Regions from separate parts of the Homo sapiens genome. Here region 1 is linked to region 2. Evidence: read pairs that join two places in POLR2A ChIA-PET (ENCODE). Cell type or tissue: OCI-LY7. All regions are shown on one strand. Links, peaks and the distances in the headings refer to the core of each region. The heading gives the core; the rest is flanking DNA.

What was found. ChIA-PET counts read pairs that join two places held together with the same protein. Peaks named below come from ENCODE experiments on the same cell type or tissue, not always from the same donor. Only the 100,000 strongest peaks of a DNase experiment are listed, where the experiment ranks them.
Region 1: POLR2A ChIA-PET joins it to region 2 with 8 read pairs; 7 of 35 experiments call an interaction of 5 or more read pairs at or near these places.

The regions. Positions count from the first base shown.
Region 1 is chr5:35,907,133-35,910,052 of GRCh38, forward strand. It overlaps CAPSL (calcyphosine like), which reads right to left. Exons shown (of 5, transcript NM_001042625.2): 4 at 2,734-2,920. Among named protein-coding and RNA genes, the nearest start is that of CAPSL, 30 kb to the right of the region's middle. In OCI-LY7, for the core only: no CTCF peak of the experiment used is centred there; DNase peaks (open chromatin) are centred at 1,429 and 1,849; H3K4me3 peaks cover 1,521 bases; H3K27ac peaks cover 2,500 bases.
Region 2 is chr5:35,851,287-35,854,206 of GRCh38, forward strand. No RefSeq gene overlaps it. Among named protein-coding and RNA genes, the nearest start is that of IL7R, 4.1 kb to the right of the region's middle. In OCI-LY7, for the core only: a CTCF peak has its summit at 853; a DNase peak (open chromatin) is centred at 1,335; H3K4me3 peaks cover 70 bases; H3K27ac peaks cover 526 bases.

The sequences.
Region 1 (2,920 bases), core at 347-2,846, 56 kb after region 2:
TTGACTAGGCTACCTTTATGTGACAAGATATATATCATATATACAAGGAAAGGTCCCAGATGGGGGTAATGGAAGTCACAATACAAGCCCTTTTTCTCAGCTCCAAATTCATCAGAAAAATCCTAAAACAAATCTAGGTTACTATTAATACATACACTCAGTAATATACCTAACATATTTTTAATTATTTAAAAATTTTTTATGAGATGGATGAGGCAATAGACTGATATTCCCTGAAGGTCTAAAGTCCTAAGAGGCTTTTTAAAAATATAGTGATGATAAAGTCATATATACACATGAAGAATTCAAAACTTAGATATTAAAGAATAAGAAGTAAATGTCTCACCAAATTGTGGTGGGGTTTAGTGATAGAAAAGGGGTAAGGAAAGTCTGTGTCACAGGTTATCTGATTGCTTCACACCTCCATCCAAATGGCTTCCGGCTGCTATGGGAGTCCAGTGAGGTATTAGTGCAAGATTTATGACATCAAATTCCGTGACTGCTGAAACTCCAGCAACCTTTATGGGTATTTGAGAGTTTAACCTAGATTATCAAGTTTGAACATTACCTTTAGCTAGGAGCTATGCTAAATTTTTTGCATTATTTTAAATTTTGTCTTATATGGGATGTTTTTAACCATAAATGAGCACACTGGCTTCAAGTACAGCTATGCTTCACCACAAGCAATCTTAATATGCAAAATAGTGCAATTTGCAAGAGGTAAATTTTAGAAGCTAATTATTCTTCTCATAAAAGAATTTACCATGGAGTTCCTCTACAACAACAATTTCTTGTGCATTTAAAATACAATTCAGTGTGCGAAAGTTTGAATTACACATCACTTTTCAGAAACACTTTTATTATGTCTATTAAATGAGATATCCCTGGTAAGCCCTTAGCAAATGCCCAGTTGATATGTGCTCAAAAAGTGTTGCCCAGATTCATTATTATGCTAAATGGGGTCATGTGTATATTATATTTAGTAATTTTAAAACAGTTATTTCTGAATCTTTTAGAGCTAAGGATCACAAATACACGTGAGTGTAAGAGTCATCTGGTACACATTAAAATGTAAAGCCTTGGACTCCATCCTCCAAAAAATCAGATTCTGTGGTTCTGCAGTGCAGCTAGGAATCTACATTACTAATAAATCCTCCCTGATGATGATTATGAACAGCCAGAGTTGGGTATCAATACAGGGTCTGTAACATGCAGATGACATCAAGTGCTATAACTGCTAAAAACCTCAATAACCTTTATGAGCTTTTGAGAGCTTAATGTGGCTTCTTAAGATAAATATCAAAAGGGGTGATGTGCAGACTTGAATCAGCCGAATCACAACTGGCTATTTTGACTTTTGTTAGAGAAAAGGGTAGCTGAGGTTTCCCCTGGCAATGAGGAGGAACCACCTGCAGAGAGGAAGCAGACACACTCTAGGATCCACAAAGGGGTGGGCTAATTTGGGGAAATGGCAGTTGGCTATTTTTCCACTGACATCTCAGTGATCAAGGCCAGCAATACTGGAAGAAAACATGTAGTTTTTATTTCTGTCCCTAAGATTTTGGCTGCCCTATTGAATTTTGGCCCTTTTGTAAACCTGCCTCCACAATCCTCAGCCTGAAATAGAGGGTATGTCTCCATCCCTGAAAGGGAAATGTCAGCAGGAAGAACAGAAAGGTCACCTTCCTATCCCCCACCCCTTGCTAATGAGACTCATCATGAAGTTTCATTTAAAAAGTTGGAGCACATTCCCTTCAGAAGAGGAAGGTTTATTTCTTCTTCCCTTAACCACTCTCTTCTTGTCCACTGGGCCACTTATCTTTTCCTGTGCTGTAAAGGGCTTAAGAGACAATGAACCCTGGGGCTGTGCTGCTGCTGACTGTTACTCAAGGGACAATCCCCTTTCCTTATCACCAAAACCCTTAGATCATCTAAGAACAGAACTGGCTCAGGGTTTTTTTTTTTTTTCTAAAAAGTCAATTTAGGGCTGTTGATAAAGGACAGATGACATTTTCATCTCAGCCTAGACACAGTCATGGAGCTATATAATTCCTTACCCTACCAAGCTATGCATTTGTAACTTGAAGATAAAAGTTAATGGAGATGGGCGGTTGATTTTGTTTTCAAATTCAGTGCAGTTTAGAAATGTAAGTTAATCTCAAAGCACACTAAAGAATAAATCAGAGTAAATTCTGTTATTTGACATTCCCTTTACCAAAAACTACCTTTAAATGGCATTTCCACATAGCAAAGTGTGAAGATGAATGAGGATGAGTGTGAAGGCACTAAAACATCCTGAAAGGCCTTGTAAATCTGTTCTCCAAAATTAAATTATGATCTCATTTCAAAGTTAAATATATTTTATTATAATCAGTTCACTGGAGTGCAACTAGCTGAGTATGGTAAATATAGTAACCATAAAATGGCATGTTTAATCAGAACATCACATTCCCCAGATGACAGGTCATCACTTATGTGGATCCCCTACCAATATATTTCAATATATGTCTATGAGTGTGTGCGTGCACAAACATACATTAGGTTTCAACTAAAGTAACATGAAGGTTTCCCCTGGCAATGGAGAAGTTTCTAGATTGTTCCTAGGGAAATAGTTTACTTCTATTTACAACAAATATGGTATCAATGTGTTAACATTTTTAAGAGTTTGGACCTATTTCCCATTTACAATTTCGAATTGAAGAAATTTCCCCTAGATTAGGCTCTTTTACTTACCAATCCATCTTTGTCATAGGGTGAATCAAAGTTATCCAGAAATTTCCTAAATACTTGTTCCTCACTCCATTCCCCATTCTGGTACTTTGGGTGGTGTTTTGCATTATATACTTCACGAAGGTCTTCGATTGTTATAACACCATCTCCAGTCTTGTCTAACTTTCTAAAAGCTTGCATGATTACCTCT
Region 2 (2,920 bases), core at 173-2,672:
ATAATCCACTAATTGAGAGAGCAATAAATTTGCATCCTTGCTAGAGCCGCTATGTTTGTGGGTCTCCCTGTTTTGGCAGCATAGCTCAACTAACACATATAACAAAAAAAAAATCCTTTATTAAATTCCAAAGTTTCCTAAGACCGATGATAAAGTGAAAGCAAAAGTTGGCAGTACATTACCATTTTCTTGGAAAGCCTCTGGAAAGAATGATTGTATCTTAATCACTTAGCCCAGGGGTATGCAGTGTGACCAAAGACAGAGCCCTTGTTCCTGCTTTTTTAGGAACACCTGCTGATTCTCTGTGACAATTCCATGAGCAGTATAACTGAGGGTCGCTTTTAAGGTTGACTTTACTTTTTTTTTTCTTGAGACAGGGTCTCACTCCGTCACCCAGGCTGGAGTGCAGTGGTGCCATCTCTGCTCACTGCAGCCTCAACCTCCCAGGCTCAGGTGATCCTCCCACCTCAGCCTCCTGAGTAGCTTACAGGTGCACACCATCACACCTGATTAATTTTTTGTATTTTTGGTAGAGACAGGGTTTCACCATATTGCCCAGGCTGGGACTTTGCATATTAAGCTTGGGAAATTTTAGGCTAGCAGAGTTGTTCTTGGGGACTCCATTTGCACAGAGGACTGGGTTCTAAGAGAGCAGAGGAAGCTTCAGAGTAGAATTGAGGACTCTTGCCAGTTCTCCCAGTGGTCCAGATTTGGAAACGACCTGCAGGGTGTGGCCACCAACTGTGGTCCCTCAGGAACCACTCTGCAGGAATGGAGCTTACCCTGAGGCAAGTACTGTGTGCAGGGGCACGGGCCAGAACCCAGAATGGGGTTGCTTGATCCAGACTTTTCTCAGAAACACACTGGGGCACTGTGTCCGACAGTGGAGTGGGCAGCCGGAGCTGCTGTGAACTGTTTGTCCGCTGGGAAGGCCAGAGAGGGAGACACTGAGCTGCAGGGACACCACACTGGCTCCCGCTGCCCAAAGGGGCACTGTGACTCAGCCTTTGCCAGAAGGCATACCACTCTCACCACTCTTCCCAGGGTCAGCCCTCTTGTTCACTGTTTTATCAAAATGTGGGCATGTACTGAAATTGAAATACCACTCACTTTCTGGCAGAAATGTCGTCAGCAAAGAGTGAAATGTTGGTACTCAAAGTTTCCATTTTTATTGCATCCAGAGACAGAGGCTAAAATCTCATAAAGGTGAAAATAGTATGACATTTCAAACTCTGCCCAGAAAGAAGACAAATGGCAGCAAGACATGAGGCTGAAGACGTGGGGGAAGGAGGAAAGGGAAATGAAAGAAGAGCCACAACAAGGAAAATGTCATGCTCCTGGAAATGAAACTTCAAGATGCTGGGACTCCCCCTCAGAATCGTAGGGACTGACTCAGCACATGTTTATCAAATGCTAGAGACTATTCATTTAGGACCAGAGTGGCATTAGCTTTCCTACAGCCATCCTCACCTGCTTGACACCCTTGGATGTTGGGTTTTTTTGTTTGTTTGTTTGTTTGTTTGTTGTTTTTTTTTTCCACAGCTCTTGTGGTCCCCAGCCTCTCTCTTGAGCAGGGCTGGCTTTTTTTTTTTAATAAGATAGCTGGTGCCCAAGATTGTTTTCCACCTTAAGGATAAAACCTGTTAAGAAAGGTAAGTTGACAGTAGGTGGGGGCAGGTCATACAGATTTTATGACACATAGAATGTGTTTTCAGTATTTTTCAAACATCAGATTTTACCCAGGATATTACTGTTGCAACATTTACTGCCTGTTATTATTGCTGTTTCACTTATTGTCCTTCAATATATAGTCCCAAGGTGAGTGACTTTTAAATCATCCTCATTTAGGACAAATTGCTAAAGGCTTAAGGACTATTTTATAAGCTTCATCTAAAAACTGAGTCAGAGGAATGCTTTTGTCCTTGAAACAGTTTGTTTCCCAGGGTTCTCATGATACACTGGTATCTGTCCAACTAAATTCATAATTTCTGTAGAGAATAGAGTCAAAATTTCTGTTCCTAATAGATGGATCCAGATAGTAAACACTAGTAATAAGACAAGATGCTCAGCCTGAATTTTCCCAGGAAAACCTTTGTCTTTACTAATCAGAAAAAAAAAAAAAAAAGGAAGATCTGGGCTAGATTTTTATCCAGTTAACAAACAACAAACAACCAAATAATGGATACACCCCTCTAACATTTTAGGATCTCAATCTCGTTAAAAGATAAGTTCTCTTAACTTGCTAGGACTCTACCGGTTATATAGGAACACCACAGAACTTATTGCAATCTGAAGATAAAAGAAAGTCTTTTTTGTGTTTTGCCTGTTGGGCAAATAGCCTGAACAATTACAAAAAAGGAAGAAAAGGAGACTTGGCCAACTGGTGTCAGGAGTCTTAACAAGGTCAGTGTGTTCTGCTTGTGTATGAGAAAGAATCAAATGGCTTTTTTTTTTTTTTTTTTTTTTTTTGAGGCAGACTGTCACTCTGTCACCCAGGCTACAGTGGAGTGGTGCAATCTCAGTTCACTGCGCAATCTCGGTTCACTGCAGCCCTGAGTAGCCAAGACTACAGGCGGGCCCCACCACACCTGACTAAGTTTTCTATTTTCTGCAGAGACAGAGTCTCACTATGTTTACTAGGGCTGGTCTTGAACTCCTGAGCTCAAGTGATCTGCCCACCTCAGCTTCCCAAGGTGTTGGGATTACAGGCATGAGCCACTGCACCCAGCTGGCTTTCCTTTTTAATGATTCACTACATCATACAAACTCATCAAACTGAAGGAAGACAAAGTACAAAAGAGAGACGAGAAAATGTAGCCATGAAAGGAAGTGATGGGTGAAGAGGAGGAGAAGAAATATGGCCAAGTCAGTTGCCACGCCAAACTGCTTGCTTCTACCACAGTCCAATGCTTCCCTCCTG